Linked DNA regions of Homo sapiens: all the other regions are linked to region 1. Evidence: read pairs that join two places in POLR2A ChIA-PET (ENCODE). Cell type or tissue: PC-9. All regions are shown on one strand. Links, peaks and the distances in the headings refer to the core of each region. The heading gives the core; the rest is flanking DNA.

Region 1 (6,838 bases), core at 789-5,788:
GAAAAGATGAAAAAATTTTAAACGGTCAAAGAAAATAGTCTAATACAAAAAATACATAGCCAATAAACACAGAAAACTGATGCTAGATCTCCTGTTTAAAAAAAAAAAAAAAGGAAAAAAAATCCAAAAGATGCACAACCTCACTCATAATCGAAGAATTCTTAGCCAAAATAGGAGGCAATGTCCCTTGTTAAGACAAAAATGTTTAAGTCTGTTGACATCCAGTGCTATCAAGGATGTGGGGAAAAGACACATTTACACATTTGGAAGGAATATTATTTGGTGCAAACTTTCTGGGACACGATCTGGTAATATTTGTTAAAATATTATATGTACATGTCCTTTAGTCCAGAGGATATTTGGGCAAGCAGAATGGAAGAAAAGAGAAGCAGAGAGAGATGTTTAGGTGGATGAGAGCTTGGAGCAGGAGTGCTGGGAGAGGCTGCATCATAGGACAGGGCAGGTGCAGCCAGGGCGGAGTTGGCCCAGATGGCCGGAAGCTCAGGGCAGGAGTCGCCTCACCCAGCCAGGGCTCGGTCAAGGTGCTCGTTTAGAGCAGCTGCACAGGGAACAGGAAGATGAGCTCAATGCCAGAGGAATGAATGACTTTGGGTCCATCTGGACAGGGAGAAGAGACTTTACCAAGCATGCTCTGGAAAAAAAGAGAATGCCAACGATCCTTGAAGAGGTGACAGAGAGAATCTGCTTCAGGCTACAGGTGTGCATTGTCATTGCATTTGGCATTCAGCCCAGACACCATAGGGAACCAGAAATAATTCCAAGAGGAGCAATGGGCTAGTGCCCAGGCATGCAGCAAGAGGGCAAGTCAGAAGCGGGTGGAGAAAGGGCAGGCTCAGCTCCATTTACTTCTCAATGAGAAGGGAAATTACTGTACTGGGGTTTTGGGGTTTTTTTGTTTTGTTTTGTTTTTTGAGATTTCTGATAACTTTTCCTATTGTTTGTGGCTTTTGTTACCTATTTCTCTTATTTTTATTTTTGTTTTATTTTTTTGAGACAGAGTATTGCTCTGTCACCCAGGCTGGAATGCAATGGCACGATCTCAGCTCATTACAACCTCCGCCTCCCGGGTTCAAGCGATCCTCCAGCCTCAGCCTCCCAAGTTGCTGGGACTACAGGCATGCGCCACCATTCCCAGCCAGTCCTAGAATTCTTATGTTGTGCTTTTTTCAAATCTGCTGTCACTTTTTGTTCTTTCCAGTTCCCTGCCAAAAATGTCAAGCTTGACTTTTACCTCCTTGAGCACAGTAAGAATAGTTGTGTTAAGGCTGATCCTGCTATTTACAGTATATGGAGTCCCCACGGGTCTGTTTTGTTGTTTCTGCATATTCTTGCTTATTGAGTCTTCTCATAGATTTGGTTATCTTTGATTATATATTAGATGGTATTTGAAAAAACTACTTGTAAAAATGATCAGCTTAGGCTGATGCTATTTTCCTCCAGAAAGGATTTTTCACTAATATCTTTAAGGTACCCGAGGGTAGGGATGGGGAAGGTGCTGCCAGACAAGAGCCACTTTTAATTCAAGTTCAAAGCTTGAAGTTTCCTGGGACACCTAAATGACAGAAAGCTGGGTGGAAGTCCATGGTGGCCTGGTTTGTACAGCCTTTTGGGGTCCCAGCCTAATGTGACCAAAAATATGCCAGATTCCATTCCCTGCCCCCAGAGGGCCCTAGACTCCTAGTTCATCCTCTTCGCTGCTGCTTTGGAATCAGTAAATGCCCACAGGGAAAACAAGCACATACACTGAGCTTATCTTTCTGGCTTCCTGTCTACTTGCATGCAGACTTATGCCTGGGAACCCCCATGCTCTTTTTAGCTTTTCACTGCTTTTTTTTTTTTTTTAAGACAGTCTCGCTCTGTCACCCAGGCTGGAGTGCAGTGACATGCTCACGGCTGACTGCAGCCTCGACCCCTCAGGCTCAAGTGATCCTCCCACCTCAGCCTCCCCAGTATACTTTCTTTTTTCTTAATAAACTTTATATTTTGGAATAATTTTAGATTTACAGAAAAGTTGCAAAGATAGTACAGAGAGTTCCTGAACACCCTTTCCCCTGTTTTCTCTAATGTTAGCATCTTACATAATCATGATACATTTGTCAAAACTAAGACATGAACATTGGAATGTTATTATTAAGGAAATTCCAGACTTTATTAATCTTTCACTAGTTTTTCCACTAATATCCTTTCTCTGTTCTGGGATCCAGTCCAAGATAACACATTGCAGTTAGCCTTCAAAGTTTCTGAGAAGATTTGAAATTTACCTATCAGTAAACGTGGGCATTTACTGATTGAGCTCCTGAGGCATTACCAGTCTCCCATTACTGCCCTCCTCCATCATTTTCCCTGTCATTCCCCGAAGTAATTGGTTAACATAAAAAATTTGAAAGGGGCCGGGTGCGGTGGCTCACACCTGTAATCCCAGCACTTTGGGAGACCGAAGCAGGCAGATCATTTGAGGTCAGGAGTTTGAGACCAGCTTGGCCAACATGGTGAAACCCTGTCTCTACTAAAAATACCAGAAAATGAGCTGGGCATGGTGGCACGTGCCTGTAATTCCAGCTACTCAGGAGGCTGAGGCACGAGAATCGCTTGGACCCAGGAGGTGGAGGTTGCAGTGAGCCGAGATCGCGCCTGCTGTCTCAAAAAAAAAAAAAAAAAAAAAAAAAAATTGAAAGGGAGTTTTCAGATTTGTTTGATGGAGAAAGTTGAAAAATCGAGTTTGCAACCAGCTAGGGTAGGGAAGCTGCGAGGAGACTAGAGGATGAATGTATGACGGAAAACAAAAAGCATGGTGGTGGTCTACACTGTGCTACAGCAACTAGCAAACTGCAAGATCTCCGTGGCTAAACACAGAAAAGTCTATCTCTTGCTCATTCCAAGTCCGCCGCACGCTTGGTGGCTGTCCAGGGCAGCTGTCTTCCAAGTGGTAGCTCAGGAATCCAAATCTTCCTGTCTTGTGGCTCATTTGTCTTTGCCGGGGACACGTCTTCCCCACTCCTGATGTTTCCTTCCATGAGCAGAGAACCCCACTGGCACAAAACTCTTAGTCTCTCTCCACGCCTCTCTCTACGCCTCTCCACACCTCTCTCTACGCCTCTCCATGCCTCTCCACGCCTCTCTCCACGCCTCTCCACGCCTCTCTCCACGCCTCTCCACGCCTCTCTCTACGCCTCTCCACGCCTCTCCACGCCTCTCTCCACGCCTCTCCACGCCTCTCCACGCCTCTCCCCGCCTCTCTCCACGCCTCTCCACGCCTCTCTCTACGCCTCTCCACCCCTCTCTCCACGCCTCTCCACGCCTCTCTCCACGCCTCTCCACGCCTCTCTCCACGCCTCTCCACGCCTCTCTCCACGCCTCTCCACGCCTCTCCACGCCTCTCTCCACGCCTCTCCACGCCTCTCTCCACGCCTCTCCCCGCCTCTCTCCACGCCTCTCCACGCCTCTCTCCACGCCTCTCCACGCCTCTCTCCACGCCTCTCTCCACGCCTCTCCACGCCTCTCTCCACGCCTCTCCACGCCTCTCTCCACGCCTCTCCACGCCTCTCTCCACGCCTCTCCACGCCTCTCTCCACGCCTCTCCACGCCTCTCTCTACACCTCTCCACGCCTTTCTCCATGCCTCTGCTGATTTGATTGATGAATGTTGAAGGAGGAACAAGGCGTGTGTAACCCGGCTCTCTTCTTCCTTTTCTCTGGTGAGCTGGCCCACCTGCAAAAAGTGTGTGTTCTAAACTGATACACCACACCTCACCCTGAGTATTACGAGGATGGCCCAGCTCCACTGAGGAAAGAAGGACGCAGTTTTACCTGATTCTGGGGTTCAGCATTAGGTTCTGCCCACTGTCCTGTTTCCAAAACCGTGTTACTATGCCTGCATCAAGCTTATCCACCCGCGGCCCACGGGCTGCATGCAGCCAGGATGGCTTTAAATGAAGCCCCAAACAAACTCGTAAGCTTTCTTAAAACATTATGAGATTATTTTTTTAACTCATCAGCTATCACTGGTGTTACTGTATTTTATGTGTGGTCCAAGACAATTCTTCTTCTTGGCCCAGGGAAGCCAAAAGATGGAACACCCTGACCTACATAAACAATAAACATAACTTACACAAAAGTGCACTTATTTGTTCCACAGTTATTCATCATCTAAGACAGCAGTTCTCAACCCAGGGTATTTTTGCCTCTCAGTGGGATGTTTGACAATGCCTGGAGGCTTTTTTTTTTTTTTTTTTTTTGAGACAGAGTCTTGCTCTGTCACCCAGGCTGGAGTGCAGTGGCGTGATCTCAGCTGACTGCAAGCTCCACCTCCCGGGTTCACGCCATTCTCCTGCCTCAGCCTCCCGAGTAGCTGGGACTACAGGTGCCCGCCACCATGCCCAGCTAATTTTTTTGTATTTTATTTTTTTAGAGACGGGGTTTCACCGTGTTAGCCAGGATGGTCTCGATCTCCTGACCTTGTGATCCGCCCACCCCGGCCTCCCAAAGTGCTGGGATTACAGGCGTGAGCCACTGCGCCCGGCCTTTTTTTTTTTTTTTTTTTTTTTGAGACAAGGTCTCACTCCCATCACCCAGGCTGGCGTGCAGTGATGGGATCTCGACTCACTACAGCCTCGACCTCCCATGCTCAGGTGATTCTGTCACCTCAGCCTGTGTGTAGCTGGGACCACAGGTGCACACTGCCATGCTTGGCTAATTTTCTGTATTTTTTGCAGAGACGGGGTTTTGTCATGTTGCCCAGGCTGGTCTCAAACTCCTGGGCTCAAGTGATCCACTCACCTTGGCCTCCCAAAGTGCTGGGATTATAAGCATGAGCCACCTCACCCAGCCTGGAGACATTTTTGATTATCACAACTGGGAAGGGACTACTGGCATCTAGGGGGTACAGCTGGAGATGCTGCTAAACATCCTATAATTCACAGGACAGTCTCCCACAACAAAGAATTATCTAACTTAAAATGTCAACAGTACTGAGGTTGGGGAAACCTTGATCTAAGAGGAGCAAGTGACCCTCTTGGAGCAGCTGAAGTGATTTAGTCCAAGTCCAAACCGAGAGGAATTGGACCAGGGTGGCCATCGAAGACCAAGCAGCTCAGTCCCCTCATCCCTGCCACTGTACCTCTTGGGCACACAGAGGCCTTCCTGAGGATGTGATGAGGCTGTCACGAGCCCAGTGACCTGTCCAGGAGCCCTTGTGCCTCATTGCCTCTCCCAGGTGCAGTGATGGTGGGGCACCTCCCCATGCTTCTGGTGGGAAGCAGGACAAAAATATCCTCTCTTCTCAGATCCCCAGCCCACCACGGAGGTCTGTCTGTTGGCCCCATCTACCCCAGAGTGTGGCCTAAGGTGGAACTAGGTGCGAGGCTCATGCCAGCACCTCACTTTCACCCTTCTCCCCAGCCCTTGCTCCACTTCCCAGTCTGGTGAATCTGTTTCTAATGGAGTTCTTGAGCCAGCCTCCTGGGCTAGGTGTGGGGCTGGGAAATGGAGGGGAAGGACCTTCAAATATGCAGGAAGAGGGTAGGGATCCACTCAACATGCTCTTTATATAAATAAACATTTAATAACACCTCGCTTACTCTCCTAAAATGACAATCATAAATAATATGCCTTCACAAGCACTTACTTCTTTAAAATCACACTATAGTGCCTGAGCTATACTAGGGAGAAAAAATAAAAGGAAAGCAATTTATAACCAAATAACACATATTTCAATCTGTCAGTGCTCAGGTCCCATGACACTAGAAAGCATAATGAAGTGTCAGATGCTCGTCCTTGCATATAATAAATAAGTCTGAATTTAAGAAATGTAGAGGATCAGAAATTATTCTGTGTAAGGACAAAAATAAATAAATAGAAGAGCAAAGATATGCTATCAAATGCTAGAATAAGTATTACTTTAAGGCCGGGCATGGTGGCTCGTGCCTGTAATCCCAGCACTTTGGGAGGCCGACGTGGGAGGATCGCATGAAGCCAGGAGTTTGAGAAAAGCCTGACAACATAACAAGACCCTGTCTCTACTAAAAATAAAAAATTAGCCAGGCAACAGTGGTGCACGCCTGTAGTGCCAGCTACTTGGGAGGCTGAGGTGGGAGGATCACTTCAGCCTGGGAGTTTGAGGCTGCAGTGAGCTGTGATGGCGCCACTGCACTCCAGTTTGGGCAACAAGAGTGAGACCTGTCTCAAAAATAAGTAAATAAACAAATACTTTTTTTTCTTTTTTTAGATAGAATTTCACTCTTGTTGCCTAGGCTGGAGTGCAATGGTGTGATCTCAGCTCACCACAACCTCCACCTTCTGGGTTCAAGCGATTCTCCTGCCTCAGCCTCCCTGAGTAGCTGGGATTACAGGCATACACCACCATGCCTGGCTAATTTTATATTTTTAGTAGAGACTGGGTTTCTCCATGTTGGTCAGGCTGGTCTCAAACTCCCGACTTCAGGTGATCCACCCGCCTCAGCCTCCCAAAGTGCTGGGATGACAGGCGTGAGCCACCATGCTGGGCCATAAATATTTTTTAATCTGTGTTTTTTTAAAACTGCAAAAACAGATCACCTTTTGTAGTCTGTACATGTAAAAGAGAGTCAGGGGCTGAGATCATGGTAACAGTTTTCCCCACCGTGAACAGCTGGCCCTGCCCACTAAATGGCAGCAGTGCTTCGCAGTCATTGTGAAATTAAAACACTTCTCCCCACGTTACTAGACTCACACACACACAATCTTCCCTCCCAGAACCACTGAGTTAATGCTTCAGATATTAACCTGACAAGTCAGTAAAATTCCAACTGAACATTTGGAAGGATATATGCCAAAATATTAAT
Region 2 (6,838 bases), core at 659-5,658, 120 kb after region 1:
GTCTCAGTGTGGACCAGGAGCCAGCCGCACATCCCCGCAAACCCTCTCTATCCCTCATACCCCCACCCTCCAATCTCACTCCCCAATTACAGGGCAAGCTGATTGGTTCATTAATCACCGCCTCCTCATCGAAGAGCTTATTAACTTGTTGATTAGCGGGGAAAATGTCTCAGCCCTCGATCAATGGGCTCAGCCACCCCCCGATCCACACACCCACACCCATCATTGCTGCATGACTCAGTGGCCATGAGACATGTCTAGGGTGTGAGGGGGGAAACTTCAGAAACAATTGTTTTTGTAGAAGTGAGACCAGGACCTGCCTCCGGTTTGTCCTTGAAGGGTGGGGGACAGAATCAAAGGGGAGGGGACAGAATCAGAATGGTCCCCATTCTGAGAGCACCTGGCAAGGCCACCCCAAGTCAGGGAGACCATGGACCTGGACCCCAGCCAACAATTCTCCTTGTCCAGTGGGCTCAAGGGCCACTCATCAAGATGGTGTGGCCTCTGCCATTCATCCCCAGAGGCTTAGAATTCTGTACCCCATCACCCACCTGCCTGTACCCACTCCCCACACACAAGGCCTCACTTTGATCACCATGCACTGTGTGGCACTGCTCCACTGCTTTCCACCCTCAGGCATTTCCTCATGCCCAGGGTCCTAGAGATAGCAGGTTGTCATACAGCAAGTGTAATTCAGGCCAGGCGTGGTGCTCACGCCTGTAATCCCAGCACTTTGGGAGGCCAAGGTGAGTGGATCACGAGGTCAGGAGTTCAAGACCAGCCTGGCCAACATGGTGAAACCCCATCTGTACTACAAATACAAAAATTAGCCAAGCGTCGTGGCGCATGCCTGTAGTCCCAGCTACTCTGGAGGCTGAAGCAGGAAAATTGCTTGAATCCAGGAGGCAGAGGTTGCAGTGAGCCAAGATCGCGCCACTGTACTCCAGCCTGAGCGACAGAGTGAAACTGTCTCCAAAAAAAAAAAAAAAAAAAAGTAATTCAATCCTCATTCAACAAGCACTTAAGTCCCTGCTGTGTGCCAGGCACTGATCTAGGCACTGGGATAGAGTAGTGAACAAACAGGCAAAATCCTTGCCCTTATAGAGCTCACATTCTAGTGACAGGAAATAGAAAATAAATAAATAAGCATGGAGGCTGGGTGCGGTGGCTCACGCCTGTAATCCCAGCACTTTGGGAGGCCAAGGCAGGTGGATCATCTGAGGCCAGGAGTTCAAGACCAGCCTGGTCAACATGGTGAAACCCCGTCTCTACTAAAACTACAAAAATTAGCCAAGCGCAGTGGCGGGCGCCTGTAATCCAGCTACTTAGGAGGCTATGGCATGAGAATCACTTGAATCCAGGAGGCAGAGGTTGCAGTGAGCCGAGATGGTGCCACTGCACTCCAGCCTTGGTGACAGAGTGAGAATCTGTCTCAAATAAATGAATAAATACATAAATAAATAAATAAGCATGGAATATGTCTGATAAGTGCTATAGAGAAAAATCAGAGCCGGGTGTAGTGGCTCATGTCTTTCCCAGTGCGCTGGGAGACCACGTTGGAGGATCGCTCACTTGAGCCCAGGAAGGAAGTGAGGAAGCAAACCATGAAGCTACCTTGAGAAGAGCAGGGGGTGGGTTTAGGAAACAGCGATGCCAAGAAGTAAGGGATTTTCACTTTTTATGGTAGGAGCTCTCCTAGGAGCTCTCCCTCTTACCTGAAGCTTCTGCAAAACACAGTAACAGATACTTGTGGTGTGCTGCGCGCCCAAGGCTCAGGCTTCGCTCTAGGACAGAGGTAGGCAAACTCTGTAAAGGAGCAGATAGTAAATATTTTAGGCTTTGTGGTCCATAGAGTTTCTGTTGACACCGTTAGGTTCATCCACCGTAGCTTGAAAGCAGCCACTGAATACACCAAAAAAAAAAAAAAAAAAAAAAGAATGGGCATGGTAGTGCTTCAGTAAATCTTTACTTACAGACATTAAAGTTTGAATTTTATATAATTTTCATGTCATAAAATTTTTTTAGTTTATTTCAACTGTTTACAGATTCAACCACTTTAAAAGCCATTCTTTTTATTATTATTGAGCTCAAGGGATCCTTCGGCCTCAGCCACCCAAAATGCTGAGATTATAGGTGTGAGTCACTGTGCCTGACCTAAAAGGCATTTTTTTTTTTTTTGAGACGGAGTCTTACTGTGTCACCCAGGCTGGAGTGCAGCAGCATGATCTCAGCTCACTGCAACCTCTGCCTTCCTTCAAGAGATTCTCCTGCCTCAACCTCCCAAGTAGCTGGAATTACAGGCACATGCCACCACGCCTGGCTAATTTTTGTATTTTTAGTAGAGATGGGGTTTCACCATGTTGGCCAGGCTGGTCTCGAACTCCCAGCCTCAAGTGATCCGCCTGCCTTGGCCTCCCAAAGTGCTGGGATTACGAGTGTGAGCCACCACACCCGGCCCCTAAAAGGCATTTTAACCCATAGAATGTACAAAAACAGGCCCACAGGGCCGTAGTTTGCTGACCCCTGGTCTAGAAAAGCAAGAATTCAGCTACCTCTGGGTTGAGTTGCCTTTTGGTTGGATGTGTCCCTAGCCTGTTTATGCCAGGTGTATTTGTCATTGTAATCATATAATTGAATTAAATATTATATAAACTGATGAAATATGAGTGCATAAAGAATTGTTTCCTTGCAAACTACGTTAAATGCTTTGGAAGTAATACACAAAGAGATTTGCTGACATGTTGAATTAGATGTGAAAGATAAACCATTAAGGGAAAATCCTAAAAATCTAGAAGTGTGCTACATCAGATTGCTTCACAAGTGTCTTTAAGTTTAAAGAAACTGGAAATAACAGGTGACAAATTATAGGATTGTGGGTGTGATTTATGCAAGAAAGTCAAAGGGTAATTTGAGTCAAGACACCCAAAGAAAAATTCGTGCCTCAATGTGAATTTTGTGTTTGAAATCAAAACAAAGTGACTAAGACCTGTATGTGTCTTTATGATTGCCCATTTAAGCTGACTTTTTCAAAACACTGGTCAATGACTCAGACCTGTTTATATCAAAACAAGGGCTTCTCTAGTACTTTATATATTTCCAATATAGTTTGAATGTTTAAAGGGTATTTCTATTTAATGGCTTAAATAACAACCAAAGAATTTTTAAAAACCAATAAAAATAGGCTGGGTGCAGTGGCTCATGCCTGTAATCCCCACACTTTGGGAGACCAAGGCGGGCGGATCACCTGAAGCCAGGAGTTTGAGACCAGCCTGGCCATGTCGAAACCCTGTCTGTACTAAAAATACAAAAATTAGCTGGGTATGGTGATGCATGCCTATAATCCCAGCTACTTGCGAGACTGAGGCAGGAGAATCACTTGAACCTGGGAGGCGGAGATTGTAATGAGCCAAGATCGCTCCACAGCGCTCCAGCCTGGGTGACAGAGCGAGACTACGTCTCAAAAAAGAAAAAAAATAAAAATAAAAATAAAATGCTGGTGTGTGTTGCGAAGCCTGAAATTAGATACTGTGAGGGTCCCTGGGCGCCAGCCCCTGTGAGTTCTGCGCACATCCCCTCCACATGAATGCTCCTGTTTGAATCCAAAACTTTTTTAAGGGCCCAACAGTCTCAAGAGGCCTGTGCTGCAGGTGCAGAAACTCAAGTCCTGAAAGAGGTATGGATTCAGGGAGAAACAGTTCTGACCTAGGTCAGACACAGTCAGCTCCCTGATTCACCAGGCCCTTATGGACTTGTGTCTTTGTGGCTCCTGGCATCTGATGTGATACTGGCATGTGTGTGCTCCTAGGTTATTGAATCAGTCAGTCAACATGTGAACATATTAGCTAAGATATTCATGCACCCCCCCTTAATAGATACCAAATAGCGGTAGCTTAAATATCATAGATGTTTATTTCTCTCTTGTATAAGAAACCAAGCTGGTAGCCAGGGGATAGGGTGCCTCTGATCTACAAGGAGCCCAAACACCATCTATCTTGTTACTCCAAGTTATGCACCCATCTACATGGTTTAAGAATGTTTGGCCGGGCGCGGTAGCTCACACCTGTAATCCCAGCACTTTGGGAGGCCAAGGCGGGTGGGTCACCTGAGATCAGGAGTTCTAGACCAGCCTGGCCAACATGGTGAAACCCCATCTCTACTAAAAATGCAAAAATTAGCCAGGCATGGTGGCAGGTGCCTGTAATCCCAGCTACTCAGGTGGGCCGAGGCAGGAGAATCACTTGAACTGGGAGGCGGAGGTTGCAATGAACTGAGGCACTCCAGCCCGAGGGACGAGAGTGAGACTTTGTCTCAAAAAAAAAAAAAAAAAAAAAAACAATATTCATTAGGCCAGACGCAGTGGCTCACGCCTGTAATCCCAGCACTTTGGGAGGCCAAGGTGGTGGATCACCGAGGTCAGGAGTTGGAGACCAGCCTGGCCAACATGGTGAAACCCCGTCTCTACCAAAAATACAAAAAAATTAGTCAGGCATGGTGGCGGGTGCCTGTAATCCCAGCTACTCAGGAGACTGAGGCAGCAGAATTGCTTGAACCCAGGAGGCGGGGATTGCAGTGAGCTGAGATCATGCCACTGCACTCCAACCTGGGTGATAGAGTAAGACTCCGTCGCAAAAAAAAAAAAAACGGTGTTCATTACCCCACATTCACATTCCAGGCCACCGGGATGAGAAACAAGGAAGTTAAGAGTTTGGTATGGTAGAGGTCAGGTTCCTGGCCCACACCTGTAATCTCAGCACTTTGGGAGGCTGAGGCAGGAGGACACTTGAGCCCAGGAATTTGAGACCAGCCTGGGCAACATAACAGGATCCTGTCTCTACCCAAACAATAAAAAATAAATTAGCCTGGTATGGTGGTGCATGCCTGTAGTCACAGCTACTTGGGAGGCTGAGGTGGGAGGATCGCTTGAGCCTGAGGAGTCAGAGCTGCAGTGAGTTGTGATTGCTCCACTGCACTCCAGCCTGGGCAACAGAGCAAAACCCCATCTCAAAAAAAAAAACAAACAAGCAAACCAAAAAAGCAAAGTCGGGGAGGAGGGAAAGTATCAGGAAGAATAGCTAATGGCTGCTGGGCTTAATACCTAGGTGATGGGATGATTTGTGCAGCAAACCACCATGGCACATATTTACCTATGTAACAAACCTGCACATCCTGTACATGTACCCCTCAATTTAAAAGTTGGAAATAAAGAGTATGATGAGGAAGCTGCATTGCTTCCTGTGCTCCTGTCCCATTGGCCAGAACTTAGTCACGTGGCCATGCCTAGCTAGAAGGCCCTTGGCTCTGTTTTGCTCCATTTTCTTTTTCTTTTTACTTTTTTTGAGATGGAGTCTCGCTCTGTCACCCAAGCTGGAGTGCAGTGGCGCAATCTCAGCTCACTGCAACCTCCGCCTCCTGGGTTCAAGTGATTCTTGTGCCTCAGCCTCCCGAGTAGCTGGGATTACAGGAGTGCGCCACCACACCCGGCTAAGTTTTGTATTTTTAGTAGAGACAGGGTTTCCCCCATGTTGGCCAGGCTGGTCTTGAACTCCTGACCTCAGCCTCCCAAAGTGCTGAGATTATAGGCGTGAGCCACCGTGCCCGGCCTGTTTTATTCCATTTTCCCCAACCCTCATGCCAGCCCAATTTCTGTCTTCTCTGCCTCCAAACTCAGCTATCTCTTACCACATTGAAAGTGGCCTTCACCTCAGCATGCATCCTCCTCCTCCCTCAATCCCCTGCCTGGAAGTGGGAGCCTGTCACCCTACCTCACGCATCTTTTCCTTTCACTCTTTCCCATCAGTCTTAGGAAAGAGACCATAAATTGTTCCCCAGTACCTATTTTCCCCTTCTTCTCTTACAATAGAGTTTAGCTGAGTATATGGCTTCCCAGCTAATCACTACATTTCCCAGTCTCCCTTGCAGCCAAGTGACTTCTTGTGACTAAGTTCCGGCCAATGGATGTGAGCAAGAGTGATGTGTGCCACTCTCAAAATGTGCTATTAGAAGGAATGGGGGTACCCTCTCACTCCTCTATTTCCCCCCTTCCATGACCCTTAATGCAATGCCAAATGGAAATGTAAAAATGAGCCATTTTCCAGCTTTATTGAGGTATCATTAACCAATAAAATTGTATATACTTAAAGTGTACAATGTGATGATTTGATATATGTATACATTGTAAAATGATTACTGCAACCAAATTAACACATCCATCACCTCACATTGTTACTTTTTCTTATGTGAGAATGCTTAAGATCTACACTCTATAGTACAGTATTATTAACTATTAACTATAGTCACCATGCTGTACAAAAAATGAGCATTCTTGACCACGTGAATGAAGGAATCTTTTAGTCACAGGGGTGCCCTCAGACTGCCGGGACCAATTTGCCTGCATCACGTTGGAAGTGCCTGGGGCTTCCCCATTCCCCAGGGGCGGGTTTAACCAATGACTGATGAATTTAGGGGCATAAACACTTCAGTTTGCCTCTGATTTGTATGACTTGAGATGTAGTCAACAGGTGTTACCTGGAAAGTGCAATGGGCATTTTTTGGGGGGCGGCACACAGCTGCTGAAACAGCCATCACAGTAGCAGGCGAGGGCAAGGGCACCAATGCCCTCGTTCAAGTCTAAAGGGCCTGGAGAAGTTCTTGTCCCCTGAGCTCTCAGCACTGACCCGCCAGGGCTCCCTTATGGTACTGAACCCACAGATAAGCCACTAAGAGCAGGATCAAAATTAAGCAGCACAGAGACAAGAAAAGGGGGAGAAAGAGATCCAGATAAAAAGGGGAGAGAGGAACAGAGCCAGAAAAAGCTCAGACCAAAGCCACCGTCATTTTC
Region 3 (6,838 bases), core at 1,252-6,251, 140 kb before region 1:
CGCCCTTTCTGCATGTCCGCTCTTTCATCAGACAGCTAGGAACAAGTTATACGAGATGATGTCCAAGTCCAATAAATGTCTAAGTCCTTTCCACTGGATCTGGCCCCAGCCTCCTCTCTGAACCATCTCCTATCACTCCACCCTATCCCTGCTGGCTCCTTCTGCTCCAGCCATACAGGCTTGCTCCTGGGCTCAGCTTGTGCCTGCCTGGGGAGCCTCGCGCTTGCTGTTTCCTCCTTGAGAAATTCCTGCCCTGGATAACTCCTTCCCCCACTTCCTTCAGATCTCTGCTCCCTTATCAGGGGGCTTCCCCTGGCTGCCCTATCTATAACAGCCCTGACCACTCTTTTCCTCTTCTCCTGCTTTCTTTGTCTTCCTGTTCTTATCACTAAGACATCACACATGTCTTAGTTGGCTTGTTTATATTCTGTCTCCACCCATCTTAGTCAGCTACTGCTGAAATGATGCTGTGTAACAAACCACCCCGATACTCAGAGGCTCCAAACAAGTGCTGATCTTTCTCATTTGTGAGTCTGTGTGTCAGCCCGAGCAGGGCAGCTCCAGGCTATGGCTTGGGTTTGGGTGGACTCCATGTCTCTCTCCATTCTCCTTGGACCAGCAGCTCCCTGGGGCACATGCTTGTCTTGGAGAATGGCAGGAACTTAAAAGCCAAGCCAAACCTCACAGCACGGTTAAGGGTGATCATGACACACCGCTAACATTCTAGTGGCCAAAGAAGTCTCATGGCCAAGTGTAATAGCAGTGGATTGGGCAAGTTTACTCTCTTACACCTGTTGTGAAGGGGAGTGGGAGGGGATGGGGGGGTGACCGTTTTCACAACAACAGTGCAAACTATCCCATCTCCCAATAGAACATAAACACCTTAAGGTTGGAACTGGGTCTGTATCCCCAGCACTTAAAATAGTTTTTGGCATACAGTAAGGGTGCAATAGACATTTGTTAAATAAATATACAGACTAACCAATTAGCATAATACAGATGACAAAGGTGTCTCTCTTCTGCCAGCTTCTGTGCCTGAAATGTTGATGATCTCCTCCCTATCTTCCTAACATCTCTCCTGTCCCCACCTGTCCATGCCCAGGGTTTGGCTGCTGTGACAGAAGTGTGAGAGCCTCCTGTCTCCCTTGGGATCCCAGTAAGAGCTTCCATGCCTCTCTCCCTGCTCACCTGGGCTCCCATCCCTGGGGACCTTCTGGAAACAGCTTCCAGGGCTCCCAGAGCTTACTTAGCCAGATTCTACATCTGGCTCCAGCTGTTATCCTAAGCTTGGCCTTGTTTTCTGATCTGACCACAGCTTCATCACTCCTACCTGACTGTGGGATTCTAGCCCCCAGTGGGGTGGGGGACCAAGGGTGACAATTACCTGGGACCTTGACTATTGAAAGGCTAATCAGGTTTGATTGGGAAAAAAGAGTTGCTAAAAAGGATTGTATTGGATAATTGGTGAGATTTGAACATGGATTTTATATTAGTATTGTGTTATTACATTTTCTGATATTAGTCATTCTTTTTTTTTTTTTTTTTTGACGGAGTTTGCTCTGTCACCAGGCTGGAGTGCAATAGTGTGATCTCGGCTCACTGCAACCTCTGCCACCCGGGTTCAAGCGATTCCCCTGCTTCGGCCTCCTGAGTAGCTGGGACTACAGGCGGGTGCCACCACACCCAGCTTGTTTTTGTACTTTTAGTAGAGACAGGGTTTCAACATGTTGGCCAGGATGGTCTCGATCTCTTGACCTCGTGATCTGCCCGCCTCAGCCTCCCAAAGTGCTGGGATTACAGGCATGAGTCACCGCTCCCGGCCGTTAGTCATTCTTATAGGTATGTAAGAAAATGTCCTTGAGGTATTTAGCAGGGAAGTTCATGATCTCTGCAGCTTACTCACAAATGGTTAAACAGAATGAGACTAAGAACAGACTAGTAAGAAAAGACTGAAGAATATAATTATTAGGCCAGGTGCAGTGACTCACACCTGTAAATCCCAACATTTTGGGAAGCTGAGATAGGAGGATCACTTGAGGCCAGGAGTTTGAGACCAGCCTGGGCAACATAGTGAGACCCCATCTCTACAAAAAAAAAAAAAAGTAAAAATTACGTGGGCACGGTGGTATACGCCTGTACTTCCAGCTTCTTGGGAGGCTGAAGTGGGATGATCAGAGGACCTCAGGAGTTTGAGGCTGCAGTGAGCTATGATTGCAGCACTGCACTCCAGCCAGGGAGACAGACTGAGGCCCGGTCTCTAAAAAAAAAGGAATCTATGTGAGTCTATATATTCGTGCAACTTTTCTATAGGATTGAAACTCTTTAAAATAAGCTTAATAATAAAAACAAAAGCTGGTGGGTGAGACCTTTCATGTACTCTCCAGGAGAGTTAAGCCCCCCAACATTCCTGTCCCCTTGTTTACTCTCAAGCACCCCCTCCCCCACCCAAGGACCAGGTCTTTGTTTACTGAGCATCTCAGCGATGAGCTCTCACCCCCTGATTTCATCAATTATAAATGTGCTCGCTACTCACCACACGGCAATTTGTGACGGACTGTGGTTTGTGGTGAGAGTAGCACCATCCAAGTTCACCGCAGCCGCGAGTAGAGATGAGGGTTGGGGCCAGACACAGGGCTGTGGGGGCGGCAAGGGCACGCAGGCAGCCCTGCCACCTTCCTGTTTGTCAGCCAAGTGAGGCTTCCGAGGGCAGCGGGCGAGCGGGTCACTACTCAGGGCCAGCTACTGCGGCCAGGCCAGGCTAGTCAGGTCTGTGCAGCCAGAACTAGAGGCTCCGCCAGGATGTGAGGTCTCCCAGCTCCTGGGAACTGAAGCAAACACTCTGACTACCCCTTCTTGAAGTGCCTTACGGTGTATACATTTGTTTAATCTGCACAACAAACCTAGGAGCAGTTATTGTTACTGTCCTCATTTTGCAGATGAGGAAACTGAGGCAAAGAGAAATTAAGTAACTCCTTCAAAGTCTGGTAAGTGACAGAACCAGATTTTACCCTCTTACTCATTGTCCATATTGCCGAGTAACTTACATTAATAGATACTATGCATGTTTATTTTATTTTTTATTTTTTTTTAGAGATGGGGTCTCATTCTTTTTTTTTTTTTTTTTTGAGACGGAGTCTCGCTCTGTCGCCCAGGCTGGAGTCCAGTGGGGCGTGATCTTGGCTCACTGCAAGCTCCGCCTCCCTGGTTCACTCCATTCTCCTGCCTCAGCCTCCCGAGTAGCTGGGACTACAGGCACCTGCCACCACGCCCGGCTAATTTTTTGTATATTTAGTAGAGTCGGGGTTTCACCGCGTTAGCCAGTATGGTCTCGATCTCCCGAACTCGTGATCCGCCCACCTCGGCCTCCCAAAGTGCTGGGATTACAGGCGTGAGCCACCGCGCCCGGTCCTCATTCTTTCACTCAGACTGGAGTGCCGTCGTGCAATCTCAGCTCACTGCAGCCTCAACTCGGGGCTCAAGCAATCCTGCCACCTCAGCCTCCCGAGTAGCTGGGACCACAGGCAGTGCCACCACACCCAACTAATTTTTGCATTTTTTGTAGAGACCGGCTTTTGCCATGTTGCCCAGGCTGGTCTCGAACTCCTGAGCTCAGACAATCCACTTGCCTCGGCCTCCAAAAGTGCTGGGATTACAGCACCACGCCCAGCCGATACTATGCATGTTTAACTGACACCTAATGATTAGGTAGCAACAATTTCTTGGCTGCCTTATTCACCTTCATGACCCCCAACATTGAAAATGTCTTTTCCCATGTGAAAGCATTTGTGGGCTCCTACTGCCAATCTATAAAGTAGAAATCCTTCTGTGGTACAAAGCCCTCTTTCTTATCTAATTTCCCATTTCCCGTTCCCCCTTCCCCCTTCTGCTAAGAGCTCTTCCCTACCCACATTGTAAGTAGGGCCGGGGAGCTAACTCCACCTTGCGTACTCCAAATCAACCACATGACCCAGGCCTGACCAATCAGGGCTCCAAATCCTCTAGCTATAGTGATTGGTTTAGGGAGGGACATGTGACCCGCCTGAGCCAATGAGGATCTGTTCTGGGACTCCTGTTTGAACTCTTGGGAAAATAAACTCCTTATGTTGGGTGGCTGAGGGGATGAATGTGAGCTGGGAGCTGCAAGCAGGCATCATGCTATTCCCTTCAGCTTTCAAGTAGTGTTTTCACTGCTGTTAACAATTCCAAATCTTAAGTGTTCCTTGCATCTTCCTCTCGCCAAAAATATTACAGTACTGGAGGGCTTACGTGGTGTCTCAAATGTCTGGAGTTTAAATCTGCCTTGCAGCTTCCATGGCCACAGTGAGTGTCTGAGTCCTGGCCGCTTTCTGCTGATCCCGGGGAGAGTTTAGCCTGCCTGCCCTTCCTCCCTGGTTCGTTCTCATGTACTCAGATCCCTGCCTCACTCTTCTCTCACACAGACAACAAAAGAGAGTCAGATTGTGGTCTTAAGTGCACAGGACTCTGAAGTTAGGACCAGAAGACCTTGGTTAGAGTCTAAACCTTGTCAGTTACCAAATATCATTAGGCACATTAGTTAATCTCTCTGAGGCTTATTTCCCCATCAGTAAAGTGGGTACTGCTGAAGATGTAGTCTTTAGAAGTGTTCTCTAGATTGTAAGCCCCGTGCTTCCTGGTTATTGACTAAACAGGGATAAAAATGAGTTTCTCCTCACCTGGGTGTCATTGAGTTTCTGGTCATTGTGAGATGGGTGATGAAGCCAAGGGCATCAAACATCCCAACAAGGCTGTTTTCTGCATCTCCAGGGCTATCCCAGCGTTAATCACATATGGACCTTTAATCAGAGTTTGCAGAATAAGTGAGAATTGTGTCAGAGTATGAATGTAGATATTATCTTGTTTTAGTCATTGTTACTCTAGGGGACCATTCTTACTACAGGAATATTGCACAAAACCCAGAAATGTATTGACTTTCTCCTAACCAAGGCCTAAAGAGCTGGTGTTAGACATAGGCCAAGGCCAGCCAGAGGCCCAAAGCCTGTTTCCCAGGGTAGGACTGCCCTGGCCTCCCCCTCTTTCTCCCCAGGCTCCACCCCAGAGAGCTGAAGACCAGGCTGGGTACGGCACTGCTGAGAAACTGAGGAAAATGCCACTGGCCTCCTCTCTCACTGCAGGCTGCCCACCCGGGAGGGGGAAAGCTTGTCACTAAATCAGGTTCAGTTTTGGTCACTGTCTTGGACTGGATATTCTAGCATCAGAACTGAGATGTTTCTTGTGACTTAAAGTAACTTCAGGACTCTATTCTACCTAGGATTGGGCAGAAAAGTTATGGGCCTGCGGGAGTTCCAATTCAGAAACAGGGGAGATTACTTGCACTAAAGAAAGTCTAAAGGAAGGTAGGAGACAAAAATAAAGTTGTGTATTGATGATCCTAGGAGTTATGCTTGTTTGACATACCAGTTATACCTGCTGTCACGGTAGTTATGCATTAGGGGACCCAGGTGTCTGAAGTTATATCCAGAAGACTTCTGAGGGTGCACCGGGGGGTCCCTTGGCTAAAAGTGTGATTTAAACCCTAAGAGCCTGCCCAGACTATCAGTCCCAGTTTCTACGTCCACTGTCCCTGAATCTCGCTGCTTCTTCCTTAGGCTGCTGGGAGTCTGAACCCTCCCCCGCCAACACCCCTCCCCCATGCCTCAGTCGTGGGAAGGGGGGGCCCTTGAGCAGTAGGGCCAAGCCCTGTTCAGCCTGGGACCAAGTTCCCATCAACAAGGTGGTCTGGGCAGTGGCCAGCCAGAAAGCAGTAATTACTGTCGAGGTGCAGGGACCCCAGGTAGGGCCCCCACCTCCCACCTCTGTGTGGGCAGTGAATGGGCCTGCCCCTGGGTAAGGCTGTGTCAGCAGGCGCCTGCCCACCCCTTGCTGGGTTCCCAGGCCCCTAGAGCCCTCTCGTAATAGGAGCCATTTGCGCTGTAACCAGTGGGTGACCAGATTTTTAATCTTGGAGACCCCTTGGATCCCAGGCGGGAAGTGGGATTTGTCAAATGGGGAGAGGCGGGGCTGTCTGGGAATGCCAGACGGGGTTGTGCTGGGGAAATATGTCTCCTTTCCATACAGCCCCCTTCCCATACCTCCAGCCTCCCTCTACCCCGCAAGTCAGCTCTGTAGCTCCTAGGAGGTATCTCCAACATGCTTAGCTGTTGAAAGTAAATGAATGCCGGAAGTTGAAATCTGAATGGCTTGTTTTGCACTAACTCAGGTGCATGCCAAATAGGGGTGTCTCTTTGCTTGATCCTAATCCTTCCTCCTCTGAAATCCTTTCTGACCTGCTGCCTATCAGCAATTGCCCTGCAAAGACCCTCTAGCTGGCCGCGGGAGAAGCTGTGTTCTTGGCTATCAGGAGTGAGAACACTGGACCCAAGCTTGCCTATTCTCTGCCACAACTCACTGTGTGATCTTGGACAAGTCACTTCCTTTCTTTCAGCCTCAGTTTCAGGAGACTTGGCACTTGCTGAGTGCCAATGTGTGCCATGTTCTTGACAAGTATGGTCCCACACAACCTTGCCAATGACCCTGTGACCTATGTCTTCTTGTTCCCAGTTTACAGGAGAGAAGATGCAGCCTGGGAGAGATGCAGCAGGTGTCTGAGGCCACACAGCAAGTCACCCAGGGCCAGGATCTGAAGCTGGGTCTCTCCAGCTCCACTGCCTGGGCACTTTCTCCTCCACAGCGACCTTCAGGTCATCATGAGGAGCCTTTCGGACTAAAGCTAGAGAGCTGGGATTCCAACAGTTCAGCAACCCATGACTTCTCCATGGCAGCTGCTGCCTGACCACCTAGTGCCTTTCCACTAAGATTG

Evidence for each region. ChIA-PET counts read pairs that join two places held together with the same protein. Peaks named below come from ENCODE experiments on the same cell type or tissue, not always from the same donor. Only the 100,000 strongest peaks of a DNase experiment are listed, where the experiment ranks them.
Region 2: POLR2A ChIA-PET joins it to region 1 with 10 read pairs; 1 of 35 experiments calls an interaction of 5 or more read pairs at or near these places.
Region 3: POLR2A ChIA-PET joins it to region 1 with 6 read pairs; 4 of 35 experiments call an interaction of 5 or more read pairs at or near these places.

The regions. Positions count from the first base shown.
Region 1 is chr17:43,839,231-43,846,068 of GRCh38, forward strand. LOC107984979 (a long non-coding RNA gene) reads left to right here. Exons shown (of 3, transcript XR_001753057.2): 2 at 627-718. Among named protein-coding and RNA genes, the nearest start is that of CD300LG, 4.5 kb to the right of the region's middle. In PC-9, for the core only: a CTCF peak has its summit at 1,559; DNase peaks (open chromatin) are centred at 1,761, 3,661 and 4,171; H3K4me3 peaks cover 1,283 bases; H3K27ac peaks cover 2,321 bases.
Region 2 is chr17:43,956,223-43,963,060 of GRCh38, forward strand. It overlaps a transcript of PYY not described here. Among named protein-coding and RNA genes, the nearest start is that of PYY, 5.7 kb to the left of the region's middle. In PC-9, for the core only: no CTCF peak of the experiment used is centred there; a DNase peak (open chromatin) is centred at 2,969.
Region 3 is chr17:43,698,850-43,705,687 of GRCh38, forward strand. LINC02594 (long intergenic non-protein coding RNA 2594) reads left to right here. Exons shown (of 4, transcript NR_184089.1): 4 at 6,580-6,838. Among named protein-coding and RNA genes, the nearest start is that of LINC02594, 37 kb to the left of the region's middle. RefSeq lists enhancers at 2,745-2,904, 3,022-3,891. In PC-9, for the core only: no CTCF peak of the experiment used is centred there; a DNase peak (open chromatin) is centred at 1,902; H3K27ac peaks cover 921 bases.